2 separate regions of the Mus musculus genome follow, and region 2 is linked to region 1. A link is a loop called in an ENCODE intact Hi-C map of the cell type or tissue named here. Cell type or tissue: heart. All regions are shown on one strand. Each heading gives the region's core, and the rest is flanking DNA. Links, peaks and the distances in the headings are about the cores only. Region 1 holds the start of Gm2102 (predicted gene 2102). Region 2 has its middle 86 kb from the start of Gm26263.

Region 1 (8,331 bases), core at 171-8,170:
GGGATTAGAACCTTTAATGAAAGCAACAACACAGGTACTTTAATCTTTCATATCCAGGGCATTTTAGCTGCTACTTCTCTGAGTACAAACCCTCCTGCCAACCTCTTGAGGCAGGGGTGGGTGACTCTTTAACTTCTCCTCAAATTTTACTGTTGAAGAGCCTGAGGTTCAAAGAGGTCAGATGATATCCCAAGGTCTTTCCAAATAAGGTGAAAGCAATCCTCCAGACCTATCAGCTGGCCGCAGGAGATCATGTGTCTGGAGTCAGGAGGTCTTCCAGTTTCCAAAAGGCTGTGCAAGATAGACTAGATTTCATTTTGCTGGACCTTCCTACTCTGAAGATGGAGCTGTACCCAACCCAAGACTGACTCAGTCTCCTCTAAGATGCTGAGGAGAGAACTGCCATGGCAAGGTACTTCCTGTCATCCCAGAAGCCCTCTAGACAATGAAGATATTTCCAAACCCCTGCTTTGTCTAAGGTGTTGTTGTGCCAGGCTTTTCCATAAGTGGAAGCTAAGTTCTGTTAGTAGTGTAGATGTTTAAGACGTATCTAATACAGGCATGATGGCACACACCTTTGATTCCAGCACTCAGGAAGCAGAGGTAGGTGGATTTCTGTGAGTTAGAGGCAAGGTCTAGGACAGCCAGGGATTCTAGACAAAGAAACCCTATCTCAAAAAAGACAACAACAAAACAAACAACACAAAAGGCATACATATTGGTTTGCACAGTGGAGATGAATTCTTGCTATACTAATTACAATCTCTGTAGTGAAGGTAAGGAAAGGGTCGATAAAAGATATATATGAGTATAAAAGTAACAAAGGATTCTGGGTGAATGGTTTAATCAAATCTGCAAAATGGAAGAGGAGCAGACAAATGTTTTGGTTTTTTTTTGTTTTGTTTTTTTGTTTGTTTGTTTTGTTTTGTTTTTTTTGGGGGGGGGTGGTTCAAGACAGGGTTTCTCTGTAGCCCTGGCTGTCCTGGAACTCACTTTGTAGACTAGGCTGGCCTGGAACTCAGAAATCTGCCTGCCTCTGCCTCACAAGTGCTGGAATTAAAGGCGTGTGCCACCACGCCCGGCTTGTTGTTTTTTGTTTGTTTGTTTGTTTGTTTTTATCACCTCATTTTACCAACCCTCTGCTTCTGGTAAGAAAGTTAAAAATTAGCAACCAAAGCAAGGTCAGCCAAGGTGGAAAAAAAAAATCTCTCTTTGGGCTGAGCTACAAATGGCATCTATTTGATTTTCAGCAATTCTAACTCAGTTTCCAAAAGAAATTTACATGTGCAATGCGGAGGGGGGGGGCAAAATGTGGCTCTTATTGTGAAGGAGGCAACTCCCAAGATGCACTTCTCCTGTATGAGAAACCGTTCAGCCCACATCGCTGGTTCGATTCTGTGGATCATAAGTGAGCTATAAGTAAGAAGCCAGCTGGTCTCCAAGTAACTCTAGGCAGACATGTAGGCTGCCAGTTGAGGGGAATGAAATGACAAACACATGTTTGTGTACAAATGGCCACACCCACAAAGCCAAGGTCTGTTACCAGTGTGCATGTGTCATGTATGTACATACACACACACATGTACGTGTGTGGATGCATTTTTGTCACAGTGATTGTAGACAGAATGTCTACACAGGAGGTAAGGGTGAATAAAACATAAAAGTAAATATGAAAGCAGCACGAGTTGTTTGGAGTACGTAAGTCACAACTCACCTCCGAAATATGACTCTTATTTGGGACAAGACACTGGTCACAGAAACCAACAGCAGTGTGATGTCAGAGTCTAGGTTTTGTGCCTGTTAAAGGGGACTAAACAGTTAGGGTGGCGTTCAGGAGAGTTCTTCAGGGGGTCTTATTAAAGCTCAGAAGCTAGATATGAGTCTCAATGGTTAAACTCATTGGAGGACCAAGGTTTAGAGTCCCAGTAAACTGTCACAGCCCCCATGCTTTCTCACACTTGGTCTGTAACTCCAGTTCCAGGGGATCCAAGGCCTCCTTCTGGCCTCCACAGGCACCAGGAAAACACACATTGCACAGACATACACTCACCCATACAGATAAAAAAAAAAAAAAAAAAGATGTCTTTTTTTAAAAAGCTCAGAAATACAAAAAATGCCCATCGTAACCAGCTACACTCTCATTTGTGAGTGATTTTTCTCTCCGATGCTCAATCAAAATCTGCAGTCGGGAATTTGGACGGAAACATGTCCCCAAGGAATAGGGGACTCTGCAAAGAGCTTCATCAGGAGATAAAAATGTACCAAAGCCCAGGATGTCTTATTTTCTATAAACACTTCCTGTTTTTATTAAGACAGCATAGACATATAACACACCATATTGTGGTTCCTAATATCGAAGCCATGCTACTTTTGATAACCAATAAATTAGCCCACTCATGTGATAGATATAAATGCTTCACTGGAGATAGTTAATACAGAGGCATCATGCAGGCTTCATAATACACGAGGAAGAACAGCACACCCCCAGGGGCATCAGTGACTTTTCTTTTCACAGCATGAAAACCATCTTTTCCCAATTTCCAAAAGGTGGAATGAGGCATTTGTTTTCACACAAAATACATTTTAGATCCATGGTTTTTTTCTTTTAAAAAGGCAATCCCATCAGGTGCTGTACACACTCACAAACCATTCCTTTAGTCTCAAAATCAGGTCGACATGTATTTTTTTTTCCTATTTAGTGTGGATATTCCAGTGATTCCGTGGCAACAGAAAGTTAAACTCAAAATATTCTAAATGTACATTATCTTGATAACCAGAGGCAGCAACACTTTCATTTTATCTTTGGGCGTTATTATATGTGTTTTCATGTAGTTGAAAGTTATTGTTTCACAGTATAAAATCTTGAATTACTAACACACCTTGATTTTCTGCTTACTGTTTTGAAATGTGTTTGGGTCAGAGGTAAGAGAGAAGTGACACCGCTCAAAACAACTTCTGGAGACCTTAATGTGCAAAACTTCCAGATTTATATATTCAAAAATAAATTATTTTTAGTGAAATTGGGGGTGGGGGAGTGTCACGGGAAAAGGGGAAGCTTATAGTTTATACTCTGAATAAATAGCTTTCAGTGTCTTCCAGGCGGGGGCAACAGTCAGTCAGTTTTGAGAGAAGGGAGGTCAGGCTCTTTAAGCTCCCTGAGTCGAGTCCGGTTACAGAAGATGAAAATGATTGCCTGGCAGTAACACTGTGAATAAAACAACCGCAAGCCTCCAGGAGATGGGACTTCTGGGCTTGGCTCCAGCCACCAGGCGGAAAGCAGCGGATCACCAGCGAGTGCGCGCTTGAGGGAGATCTGAGACTGCCCTGGACGCGCATGCCCGCTGAGCACCTGCCCAGCTCCGCACAGACGCCGGCTAGGGCAAGGTCTAGCCTGACGCTCAACTCTAGGCGCGTGGATACGGACTGTTCATCAGTCTCTGTCCTCCCGGGATCTCTGAGATTTGAGTTTACATCTTATTCATTTTTCCTTCAGAGGACTCAAGTCCATTCACAACTGTTGCGGAGAAGCGCGCGCGCGGTACTCCTAAATGAGCGCCCAAGTCCTAGGCTCCAGGAATCCGCTTTCTGCACATCCTCAGGCTATGGGGTAGGGACAGTCACACACTTTGGCCAGCGTGGGAGTGACGCATAAAGCAGAGGTTTGGGTAAACGGGATCCCCCCACACACCAGCATCCCTTTCTCTTCTGTTTCCCTCTCACCGAAGGTAAAGGAAATAGGGAACAGAAAGACCAAGAGGAGGGAAACTGAGGCTCCGCAGTGATTCAGTGGTCCGCGGTAACAGACGAAGTGGGGAGAAACCCCAGCTCACTGAATCCAAAACTGGATCCTATGGGGACGCTGAGAGTAGGCGACGCACCAGGAGCCGGGTGTGACTTTCCCCTACGTATCGCTCCTCCGGGCGCTGCCCAGAGCTGCGGCTGCCCGCGCCCTCGAACCACTGCCGCCGCTTCCAGCGGAGCCCGCGGCCGCCCCCTCGGGCCGGTACTTGAGCCAGCAGATGATCCAGGTGACCACCACGGAGAAGAGCGCTAAGATGCTAGCCACGGACAGGCAGATGGGTCCCACGGGCGAGGGCGAGGGCGATCCGGTAGCTGGGGCGGGGCCGGGGGACGAACCGCTGCTCGGGGATCCCCCACCCCCGCCGCCGCCGCTGCCGCTGCCGCCGCCGCCACCGCCACCGCCGTAGTGGTTGACGAAGATGAGACCGGTGAACAGCAGCACCACCATGGAGAGGAATGAGAAGACCACGCACACGCAGCCGGCGGTGAGCGCCGCCCGCTTGCAGTTCTGACAGCTCTCGTAGGCGCCCGGGGCGCGGAGACCAGGGCGGCCCCGAGATCCCGGGGCGGCGTCCTCGGCGGGTGGTGGCGCCGGCTGCGGCGGCTGCGGGGCGGGGATTGGCGGCGGGGCGGCGGTGGGCGCGGGGCGGCGGGAGGCCAGCGGCGGGAGGCGGTCCTGGGGCAGCGGATCTTGTGCGGCGCGCAGAGCCAGCGGGAAGGCCTCAGCGAGCTTGGTGTTGTTGGGCAGGCCGTGAACGCGGCTGTCCGGCAGCGGCGTGCGGTGGCGGCACACCGGGCACGCGATGGCGCCGGGCGGGCCGTGCCAGGGTGGCGGGCGCGGCGCGCGCTCAGGGACCGCGCTGGAGGCGGCGGCAGCGCGGAGCTGCAGCTGGCTCAAGCACTCCTGGCAGAAGGTGTGCAGGCATGCCAGCAGCTTGGGGGCGCGCCGGTCCGCGTCGAAGTAGTTATAGCAGATTTTGCACTCGTAGTCCTCGAGCGGAGGGAGGCTGGAGACGCTCGCAGCAGCGTCCCGGACTCCCGTGTCCCCGTCGTCGCGAGCTCCAGCCGCAGTACCCCCAACTCCGTCTCGGCTCCCGGGACTGCTGCTCCTGCTCTGGGTGCTGCCGCCGCTATCGTTCGCAGGCGCTGCCATGGCATGATACGCCCCTCATCGGGGGCTAGGTGAGGCACCGTCCTCCCCCTAAGCTGCCGCCCGGGCTCAGGGCGGGGAGGAGGCGCTTCTGCCTCCCCCCTCTGACTGCTGTCGCCTGGCAGGGGAGGTAATCGCTGGCTGCTGCGCCCCCGCCCGGCCCTCTGGTCCACCCACCCCACCCCACCCCACCCCAGTGCGGATGCTCTTAGTCCTTCCAAGTCCAGGGGGCCTGACTGAGGCACCCTTAATCCTCTCTACCTAGGTATCCTGACAACTTTCTGTATCCGTTTATGTTGGACTTAAAAATTGGGGTTCAGGTGGGCTTGGAAGTGTTGCAGGAACGTACTAGGGGGTGCGGCTGCTTTAGGCTGCTCCGTTTTGCCTGTACACACAGCCTCTAAAGATGGTGTGCTACTGGGACCTGCTTTTTCCTTTTTCCACTTCCTCAACATCACTCCTCCCACCCCTCCTTTTTATCTGATTTCTCCTTCCTTGTCTGGGGCTAGGTCCCAGGAGAAGTCTCCTCTCCCCCCTACCAGCAAGTGCTCACCGTGATGTAATGCAGGACCCGCGCAGGGAGGGGAAGCGGCGGCCTCGGCAGCCTGGCAGAGGCGGTTCCTTCCCCGACTGAAAATCGTGATCTCATGTCTCAGTCCAAGGGCGAAAGCCAATAATTCCCAAGCCATTTACGCTTTGCACTTTTATTAGCAGGGCCCAGGCGGCGGTGCAGGGCTCATCTCAGAGTGGAAGCAGAGAAGGGCATTTCCCCCCTTTGGAGGAAATTTGGGAACTGGATAATTCCCCTTTCTTCCTTGGAAATGTTGCTTCCTGAGTTTAAGGAGAGAAGACAGATTGGGAGCAGAGTCCAGCTGTTTTCCTGGCGATGACCACTGTAGATGCAGCTGTTTCTAGTACCAGGCGGTTACAGAGGCAGAGAGAGGGAGAGAAAGTAGTTGGCAAGGAAATTCACACACTGAAAAGCCCAGTTTCAACGCAGCTGCTAGCCTCGCCCATCTCCTCCTTCATGTGCCCACTTTAACTTTAATCATCAGGATGCAGAGAGCACAAAACTCTCGACCTAATGAAAACGCCAAGGTTTAGGGAATAGAAATCCACAGGGACAAGTCAACAAGATGTAGCTCAGTACAGTAAGGTACAGAAGGGTTTGGGTACAGCCTGCCTTGGTGATATTTAGATATTCTTAACTTCTCCTTTCCTGGTCTCTCCAGGTGCCCCCTCCTCTGCCCTGTGAGGAGGAAAATGGCCACTTGTCTCCCCAGTCGGTAAAGAAGGGGGAGAAAGATGGCTTTGTAAAATTTTTTTCTCTTCTCTTCCCTCTTCCTTCTTCCTGACCATAGGAACACTGCAACTTCTACCCTGTCTCTGAAGATCACACGTTTCCGTGGGAAATAGCTGAAACAAACAAACCAAATCATGATGACTGGGAAGCACAGTAAAGGGAGAGGACAGAAAGAAACCCTGGAAGAGTCAACAGGAGCCTGATGAAAAGGCTGGGGATGCAGCTTGATTGGTCATTTGGGAGAGTGCTGGCACACAACCCCAATGGCACCCCCAGCAGCCTGTAATTCGAGCATTTGGGAGGTGGAGGCAGGAGATTAGAGATTCAAAGCATCATCAGCTACATATGGAGTTTGGGGCCAGGTGTACATGAGAATGCCTCCAAACATAAAACAAAAGAAAATAAGTTTCTGGGGTGGGGGGATTCTAAACAACTATGACATTCCTGGAGCATTTGAAAATAAGTATATTTTTACTCTATGTGAATAGGGAGTGTACTATGTCTTAAATGTAAGGCCTTGTGTTAAACTTGTTTTAAAATGTTAACTTTCTAGTTTCCAGTTTTCTAATTATTATTTGGGGCAATATTGCTTTTAGATATCTGTGATGGGGACAGTAATGAGAGGTCAGGATCAGGGGACAAAAAGATTATCCCCTGGCTTTGAAAGGTTGCAGACTGACTCAAAGCTAACTGGAGCTTTAGAAGTCTTTCTGCTCCTCAGGTGTCTACTTTTCGCATGTGTGTCTCACACAGTTTCACACCGGGATCTTTAAGTTCTGATTAGGTGTGTGCTATGCTTACCACACTGCTCAGACCTTGAAAGAGTGTCTCAGGGAGGTGCACAGAAGCAAGAGGGCTAATTTGCATCTGTACAGCCCTCTTCACCCAGCCAGCATCATGCCGAAGGTGCACAATCCTTCACGTAAGAACCCCGAAGACCTGTGTGTTAGGACATAGGAACATAAGATGTGTTTGGGCAAAGCACATAAGCTTTGCAGCTATAGCCTGTCGTGATTTTCATCTTACACCAGGCTTTCTCACACCAGCGCTACTGACATTTTGGGCTGGATAAGTGTTTACTGCAGGTGCCATTCAATGATGACCAATGTGAAGTGGTGTCTTTGGCCATTACTCATTTGAAGTCAATAGTGAAGCATTCCAGCTGTGACCATCAAAACTTCCCCTCCACCACCAGAAACAAAGCATCCCTGGCTGATACAAAGACCACAGATTTGCTTTACTTGAGCTCTGAACCAGATCTTCCAGCTCTTATCCAATGTAAGCAAACAGCGTTGCCAAGGCATTTATCAGGCTGTGACCATGTCTCCTGTGTAGCTCATGATGATTTAGGTCCCAAAGTACGGAACAATCTTTGAAAGACACGGGTATAAGACTGGCCCATACTTTCTGTCAACAATTACAGGACTTTGGTTAACAATGACAGAATTTACTATGTTTGGATAGGTTTTTGGGGTTTGGTTTGTTTTGTTTTGGGCACGTATCCCAAACTATAACTCAGGCTGGCCTGGAACTCACTAGTGCCCAACACAGCAATCCTCCTGTTTCAGCCTCCCAAGTATTAGAATCACAGGCACAAACTACCACCCCCATTGTGATACCATTTTGATGGGAACACAGCATCCCAATTATTTTATATCTTCAGAAGAGATGTTCATCCTTAGGACTCATAAAGGTGTTGTGTAAGGACTTCCTTGGGTCAATGAGGAAGGTCTGTAACATCCAGAAAGTGTTTGGTAGGCCACAGGCACCTGACCTAAGGAACCATGAAGCCCAGTGCCAGCCATATTGTCTGCAAGAGTAAACATAAAAGTGTGGTCATGCTGGGACCTGGAATTTTCCTGGGAAGAAAACTGCTGAACTGGACCTTAAGTCATCACCAAATAGCTCAATATGCGTGCCAGCTTTTGAATTGGGTTTACCAGAATCCTGTTCATATCTTGAACATATCAAATACTATTATTTGCTGGATTATTTAATTTTTGAGGAACCAAGTAGATGGGAAACAACCATGGCCTCAAAAATCTCTTGTCCATGGTCTCTTCCATGCCCCCATAAT
Region 2 (8,331 bases), core at 92-8,091, 230 kb before region 1:
CCCAGAATAAACTAATGTTCTCAATATCAATCATATATCATCTAAAGTTGAAAATGTCAAAAAGCCGGGAGCTCTTGGGGGGGGTGGGGGTGGGGGCCTGGTTGCTGTTCTTCCTATGGGGTTGCAAACTCCTTCAACCAAAGAGTACACATGGAGGGATCCATGGCTCCAGCTGCTATGTAGCAAAGGATGCCTTATCTAGTAATCCCTTGGTCCTATAGAGGCTTAGACCCCAGCACAGGGGAATGCTAAGGAGGTGAGGCTGGAGTGGGTAGTTGGTTGGGGAGCACCCTCATAGAAGCAGGGGGAAGGGGAAGGCGATAGGAGGGGTTTCAAGGGAAACCTGGGAGGAGGATAACATTTGAAATGTAAATACATAACATAGCCAATAAAAAATGTCAAAAAGCACAGACTGTTAATGACATGGACATTTTCTTTTTTGACAAGAGAAAAAAGATGGGCGAGTCAGCACTCAGGAGCCTAGTCTCTGATCTGGGGCAGGGACACGTGGCCTTGTTTGGAGAAGGGCAGACAGAGGCAAAGAGTGAACTGGCACTGGGAAATCTTTGCTGTAATTAGGGCCTTGAGCATACCAGGCAAACTCTTTACAGCTGAGTTACACCCTCAATCCTATTTTCAAGTTTTATTTTGAGGTAAGGTCTCAGTAAGTTACCCAGGCTACCAGACTGTCAAGGATGGCTTTGTGGCTGGGATCCTCCTGCCTCAGCCTTCCAACTAGCTGGAAGATCACCAGCTAACAAGTTTGGCTTAAATCTTAGCATTCTTAAGTGAGTGAGATTAGGCCAGACCAAAACACAACTACCTTCTTGTCTTGTTCCCGTGTACATCTGCTTCTTGATGGAGGACTGGGTCTTTTTGGAGATACTCCCAGCAAGAGTGCCAAGGCCCAGAGTAACACTTCATGCACTTGCCATTGGCTTTAAGAGGTACCACTTTATGCCAATGAGGAAATTTGTCTTTCTCTCTCTCTCTCTCTCTCTCTCTCTCTCTCTCTCTCTCTCTCTGTCTGTCTCCATCTCTCTGACTCTCCTTTCCCTCTCTCCATCTGACTCTCTCCTCTCTCTCTGTCTCTGTCTCTGCTTATATGTCGTAAAAAGGTTTAATATTCCAGAACTTCTCTTTATTTGGGAGACACCCCCCCCCCCCTTTGCTGGTAGACTGGCCTTTTCTAAACATATTTTGGATAACCCTCAAATCTCTTCTTCTTCTGGCCTCTTCCTCGTGAACTGCTTGCCTAATTAGACTAGCAGTCCTTGGTTCCCTGAGATTCCTAACAGAGTGCTTCAGGATAATGACCTCACCACGGTCTGCTTCAGCCAGATGATTGGATCTGCCATTTACCTGAGCGGGTGCCAGGAGGCAAGCGTGTACTACACTTCAGGAAAAAAACAGACTGATTTGTTCAGGTGTGAGTAGTGGTTTCTCAACTGCCTGGACCTTCCAGTTCAACAAGATGTTCCAGGAAAACAGAATTTTGGAACCAGAGGAGAGACTGCTTAATGACTCTCAGGTGGTCAAACAGGCCAGACAAGAATGTGGTCTTAGCCTCTCAGCAACCAAAGGTGTCAGGAATAGGAACCCACCCCCCACCCCCACCCCCACCCCATTGCAGGATAAGATGGGAAAAGGAGAGGAACAGGGTGGGGTCTGTGTCACAGCAGAAGTTACTGGAAAGTTCCAGAACTCAGTCCTGAGCAAAAAAGACAGCACAACAAGCCAGCACCCCATCTGTCTCAGATTCCTGAAGATCTTATCAGGGTCTGCCCCTGATATTTTTCTCTTTACATTCCTGCCTCTCCCCTGCCACCTTCTATTACTTTATCTCTCACTTGAAAAGGTTTCATTGTTTAATAATCTGCTGCGTTTCTACTAACGAATCCCGTCCAATTTTTTTTTTTTTTTTAATTTGCCAAGTCGAGTTTGCCCTTACAACGACTTTCTCCCGCATTTTGCCCTAAATAGACATGACCAACTCAGGCTGCACAGGAGAGCGTACCTCCAGGGACCCCACAACCTAGCTCTGGTGAGCTGTTTAGCTGTGTTCCAAAAACTGCATTTGATTCCAAAACTTTCAAAACTACATTTTATCCAAAAAAATCCCTCTCCTTCCAGCTGTGGTTTTAAATTTGTCCCTACTCTGAAAAGGGGACAAAGGATCATTAAGGGCCAAAGAAAAAGATTTCCAGGACAAGACACCCTGGTTCCAAGGGTCCCTGGAGGAACGCCAGCTTACAAAGTTACTGACTTTGTAAGCTTGATGGCCATGCGATGGACAAAAAGAGACAGAGACTGAATCTGAATCTCCATACTGAGATGTACAGAGATCGTGAAAAGTCCTGCTATGAGTGGGAAAGAAGAGAAACCTATCAGCAGGGCAGAGTGAGGAATTCTAGTCTCTGCCCATGTTTTTTTTTTTTTTTTTCCCAAGAGCTTTATTATAAATAAGGTTCCAAAGATACCGGAGCTAGCTGAAATATATCGCCCTCAACAAGCAGTCTGTCTGAGGTGGGGAGTGCGTGCACAAACTAGTTTGACTCTTTTGACATGTATGAAAATCACTTTAGTTCTAAGAACAGATTAAATTCACGACTGCTTTCTCCTCTCCTAGATATTGCCAAACAACTGGCTTAAATGATTTTTTTCCACCGCTCTCTGAGCACAGGATAAATAATCATACAAATATTAAGAACAGCAGAAAGAAAGGCAATAATGCCTGGGGAATTCGAATAAGGTTGATCCAATGCCTGCAGCAGTGGCTTTGAGACTTAGAGGAGAGGTCTTAGAAAACGGAGCAGCACCATTCACTGCATCAGTCCTGGGTCTCAGCCAGGACACCAAGCCTTGTATTCGCTTTACAACCTATTAATAGTATTTCTTATTTACCTTACAAGGACATCTTAAAGAATAAAGTGGTGGTCTGAACGCACAGGCAAGAGAAGTTCTGTAAGCACAAGAGTGAATAGTGGCTAGCTTCATATCGAGATTCCATTAATCTAGCTTAGATTTAGATATCATCCTTTAGTCAAGCGTAGGTTCCCTAAAAGGAGAATGCATTTAGTCTGCTAAGGAGAGGAAACAGGGGGGTAGGGCTAAGGAGGACATTTGTACTCAATTCTAAAAGCAAGACTAACATTGGACTAATTCAAACAATGAGAAAAGTTGGTCCTAAGTAGAGTATAGTAGGATTGATATAGACACTGAGACTTTTAACTCACTACTTACCACCTGAGAGGCTGTTTAAAAATAGATTTTTAAGACTCTTATTGAAAGTCCTTGCAGTGAAAAACAAAAACAAAACAAACAAAAACAAACAAACAAAAAAAAAACTTTGAATGAAAAGATGTTTAACAAAACATTCTCAGAGCAGAAGGGGGATAGTGGAGACAGATCTGTTCTCTCCTAAGCTGAGCAATTGCATCACAGATTCGCACCTTATTATGTGCCTCAAATCATGGTGCTTCTTTCCCAAAAAAATCAGTAGAGGACACTTCTGCAGCGATCTCAAAAGCTATTTACATACTAGAAAATACAGAGCCGCACCTCACCCCTCCGGCACGAGGTTAAGGTGGATGAAGAAAAACAGTAAATGCAAAAATAGCTATTATCATGAGATGGAAGAGGTTTTTCTCTCGATTAATATCATTTCTTTATTTTTCATTTTTCACCTTTTAAAGAAATGTAAGGGGTAGGGCTGTAGCTCATATGCTAGCCCAGTGTTGAGTAAAGTTTTGGACTTTACCCTAGTACTACTGTCAAGCAAAACCAGACAGAAACAAAATGAAAAGGTGTAATTGCTACATCAAAGCAGAAAAAAGAAGAAAGAAAGAAAGAAAGAAAGAAAGAAAGAAAGAAAGAAAGAAAGAAAGAAAGAAAGAAAGGAAGGAAGGAAGGAAGGAAGGAAGGAAGGAAGAAAGAAAGAAAGAAAGAAAGAAAGAAAGAGGGAGGGAGGGAGGGAGGGAGGGAGGGAGGGAGGGAGGGAGGAAGGAAGGAGGAAGGAAGGAAGGAAGGAAGGAAGGAAGGAAGGAAGGAAGGAAGGAAGGAAGGAAGGAAAGAAAGAAAGAAAGAAAGAAAGAAAGAAAGAAAGAAAGAAAGAAAGAAAGAAAGAAAGAAAAAGAAACAATATTTTGGACAAGGGAACTAGAAGTCATTGCCCTATCCTAAAAGTAGCAGCATCCTGCCCTGGTTTCAGTTACTGTAGTTGAAAACCACCTCCAGGTTGTAAGAATGAGACAGATTGGGCCTCTGAAGAAAGATTTGAGAGGTTAAATATGTTTCGTCTGGGACAAAGATTCTGATCTGATCTCGTTTCAGTATTCGGATGCTGGCAGCAGATATACCAGGCCCAATGAAGAGACCTGTCTTGTCCACTCAGAAGCGATAAGAAACTGCAAAAAGAGGGGGCTGCATTTAGAAAGAATTCCTCTCAAGGATAATTAGATGTTTATTCCAGTTTTAGTCTGAGTGACAGGATTACGGTCCCCTCCCCATCTGTAATCCACGGAGAATAATGTCTGCTGTATACATTTTAATGGCTACAACATCTGTAAAATACGTTGAGCCTTTGAGCCCTTCAGATGAAAGATGCTATGTGAGAGTAAAGAATTACTGTTATTATTTTTGTCTCTTGTCTTCCCGATTGCTAGGAGTCCTCCCGGTGACATTTATGAGACCCCTCCAGCCAGCCAGCAGCTCCACAGCACTGTGCTCCATGATAGTTTAAATCCTTTAGGTGGTTCTGATTGGATGCAGAACAAGAGATGCTTGGATGTTAATTGTTTGTCCCGAAGGAAGTGGAAGTAGTCACAGCATCTGTCCAGGGCTCAGGGATCAAGGCTTTTCCTAAAGTCGACTTCAAGGGGTTGACCTCATAGCCGTGGCGCGTTTGATGGCTCTTGTTTTTCCATTCCTTTTGAACATCCTCGGATGTCCGGATCTTAAGCATTCGTTCTCCTCCTGTCGTTTGTGATTTATGAGTTTGTATTTGAATTCAACAAACACCAGGGAGGTACCATTTATTCTGTGGGTACCTGATCGAGGGTATTTGAGGGCTCTTAACGCACATTATCCTCGTAATTTTTGTTTTCTTGTACTTCTCGATAACATTTCCCCCTTATTTAACAATGACATAATTACTTTAACAACTATTTTATTTGAGGTACATGTGTGTGTTTAAGTGTATAGGTTTGTATATGCCATGGCACATGCATAGAGGTCAAAGGCAGCTCATGGGAGCTGGTTCTTTCCCATCACCATATGGGACTCCCTCCCTTCCACTGTGTGGTCCAGGTTAGAGGACTGTAGCCATGAGGCTTGGCAGCTCACACCTTTCCTTACTGAGCTGGCTCTCAGGCCCCACATGCTTTGGGGTTTTATTTCTTAACTTTGCAGATGTAAAGTTTTAAAGTTGGGCCAAACCATACAAATTTATGAATCTCGGTATTCTAAGCAATCAGATGGCCGACTTTATTCTTCCTCAGGGCTTATCTCTTTTACTGGATGTAAGCAGACTAACCTTAAACTCAATGTGATTATATATACACATATACATATGTGTGTGTGTGTGTGTGTGTGTGTGTGTATTGTAGATTATTAGCCTTTCTGTACAAATGCTCAGAATAGCTGGGTGGTCTGCCCTCTGGAGGGAGCATGGGCCTTCACACTTTACCTCCCCTCACTTCTATGCCATGTGCACCTGAGATGAATGCCATCCTGCGAGGGTTACTTGGGGGAACATTTATCTCTTGCTACTTACCCAGTCCTGACCATAACAGAGATGGAGAGAGCAGGTTATCTGACTGATGCTACAGTTAAGGGATACCCAGAAGGATTAAAGTTGCCCTGGATCTGGTTCAGATATATACAAGATGAAGAAACAGAATCCCAGTCTAATAGCAGCATCCTACCCCAGTCTCCCTGTGGCACATCTCTCTCTCTTTTATTTATCGATCTTCATAGTGGTATAGCTTTATGCTGAACATATTCTCCTATTAACCTGACCCCCCACCTCATCCTCCCATCCGTTCCCTTTGACCATCTAGAGAATTCCACTTCAACTTTCACTTCCTTATGCACAGACATTATTATAGCATTGTGTGTGACCAAATAGAATCTAGGAGCCACAGACAATTTAAAAAAGAACATGATATTTGTTTTGCTTTGTTTTTGAACAATGTCTTGTGTCTTGACCTCAGCGAGTATCTGGATGATGCTACTGGATTCCACACTGATGGTCCAGATAGAAGGGAATTCGGGGGGTAGTCTAAGATCAAAAAACTGGCGTTCCTTCCACCAGTGGCTATAAATCAACAATAGCTCCTCAGCCAGGGTAGACTTCATGAGTCTCTCCCCAACTCATGCTGGGATTATAGCTTGTGTTAATCTTAACATGCACCCAAGGTTTTTTCCTCTCTCTCTCTCTCTCCCTCTCTCTCTCTCTCTCTCTCTCCCTCTCTCTCTCTCTCTCTCTCTCTCTCGCTCTCTCTCTCTCCCCTTCCTCTCTCCTTCCTCTCTCTCTCCCCCTCCCTCTGTGTGTGTGTGTGTATAGGAGAGAGAGAGAGCGAGAGAGAGAGAGAGAGAAAGAAAAACAGATAGACAGACAGAGACAAAGATACAGAGATAGAGAGACAGAGATAGAGGCAGGACAGAGAGACAGAGACATCATGTCAAAGCACAGCGCTGTCACATCTGGCAAATACTTATTCTTTGTAGATATCCAATGCCTCTGGCTCTTAAAATTCGTTCACCTGCTCTTCTATAATTATCTCTGAACTTTGAGGGGACAATATAGACACCCAATTCAGAGCTTTGAAATCTCGTATTTTCTGCATGTTGACCAGCTTTGGATCTCGTCTTAACTGCCATTGACTGTAAGAAGCTGCTCTGACGAGGGTTGAGGGATGAGGAACAAGATGGCAGAAACGTACACAGTGAGGCAAGCGAAGAGCCCCTAGGGGCATCAATAATGGAAGGACCAACAAGCAGACTTGGTAAGAGTGAGAGCAGCATCCTGTGGAAGCAGTCCTGCCTGTAGCATGTGGTGCCCTGAGAGCAGCAGGAACACTCTGTGCTGGTCCCATCCTGGCATCTCTGACCCTTCCCACAGCCAAGTCATTGCCTCATTCTGCTTGCTTGCTGTCTAAATATGTGTTCTGCTGTTCAGATGTGATACCACAGACCTGCTAAAGCATAAACAATAGACAATTATTTGGCTCGGGCTCCTGGTGGCTGGGAAGGTCAAGAGCAATGTGGAAGCATTTGATGAGGGAGGGGCTCTATACTGTGCTACCATGTGACAGGTGAGCAAACAGAAGACAGAGGTCAGGAGAGGGGAGAACTTACAGCGAAAACACTGGCACAATGGCTGACAGGTGACTATAGTATTCTAATAGTGAGAGGAGAGTTCTCTCCACAGATTCTGAAAGGGAACATTTAAACCACTGCAGTCCCAATGGTTGCTTTTGAGCCATTTTGTTTCCTACTCATAATGCAGTAGAAAGTTACAGTCTGGTAAGATTTATCTTCCTGCCTTTGTCTCTACTACACCTTTGTCCTGGAAGTCTCAGCAAATCTCTTTTAGAGGACTTTAGAAGCCAAATCTAGCTCTTGTTTCTTTGTCTCCACCCCAGCCTCAGAAAGGATGACCTCAGAATCCCGGCTGACAGTTATATACAGTTATATACAGTTATAAACAGTTATATACAGTTATATACAGTTATATACAGTTATATACAGTTATATACAGTTATATACAGTTATATACAGTTATATACAGTTATATACAGTTATATACAGTAATAATATACCCCTTGGTTCCAACAATCCTTCTCACTCATCTTCCCACTCCAGGGACCATAGTCAAGATATTCACACTGCCGAGAACATCCTCCCCCATCTTCATCCCTGTGTGTTTTTAATTCCTCTAGGACCGCCATCAGCATGCCCAGGCATCTTGAGCTGTCCAGTTTGCTTCATGCTCTCATGGTGTCTTACTTTCTTACAGAGCCCATCCCCCATCAACCTTCTTCCTGTGCTATTGGTTGTCTCTCCGTTCTTCAAATGCAACTCTTTTTTTTTTTTTTTTTGAGGGTATGGACTTTGTATTAAATCTTTGCATCTTCTGCTCCCAGCCCAATAGAGCAAGGAAGTGAGTGAGTGAGTGAGTGGTAGCAAATTCAGCAGAAGGAAATGTGCAGAGGGCTAAGGGGAGGACTTGATAATAAGAATGCTTGCTTTGTAAGCACAAAGGCCAGAGTCTTATCTACAACAAATATCAACATTATTTTTAAAGCCAGTCATGAACAAGCATGCTTG

The links. Hi-C counts contacts between places; a loop is a spot of excess contacts. Peaks named below come from ENCODE experiments on the same cell type or tissue, not always from the same donor. Only the 100,000 strongest peaks of a DNase experiment are listed, where the experiment ranks them.
Region 2: it touches region 1 in a loop (2.8-fold over the local background); 7 of 42 quality-filtered maps call a loop at or near these places.

The regions. Positions count from the first base shown.
Region 1 is chr1:78,212,688-78,221,018 of GRCm38, forward strand. Gm2102 (predicted gene 2102) reads right to left here and starts at 5,583. Exons shown (of 2, transcript NM_001378660.1): 1 at 5,505-5,583; 2 at 2,277-5,069. The coding sequence starts at 4,954. The coding sequence ends at 3,902. In heart, for the core only: a CTCF peak has its summit at 4,740; no DNase peak of the experiment used is centred there; H3K4me3 peaks cover 2,889 bases; H3K27ac peaks cover 711 bases; H3K27me3 peaks cover 7,499 bases.
Region 2 is chr1:77,980,336-77,988,666 of GRCm38, forward strand. No RefSeq gene overlaps it. Among named protein-coding and RNA genes, the nearest start is that of Gm26263, 86 kb to the left of the region's middle. In heart, for the core only: no CTCF peak of the experiment used is centred there; no DNase peak of the experiment used is centred there; H3K27me3 peaks cover 311 bases.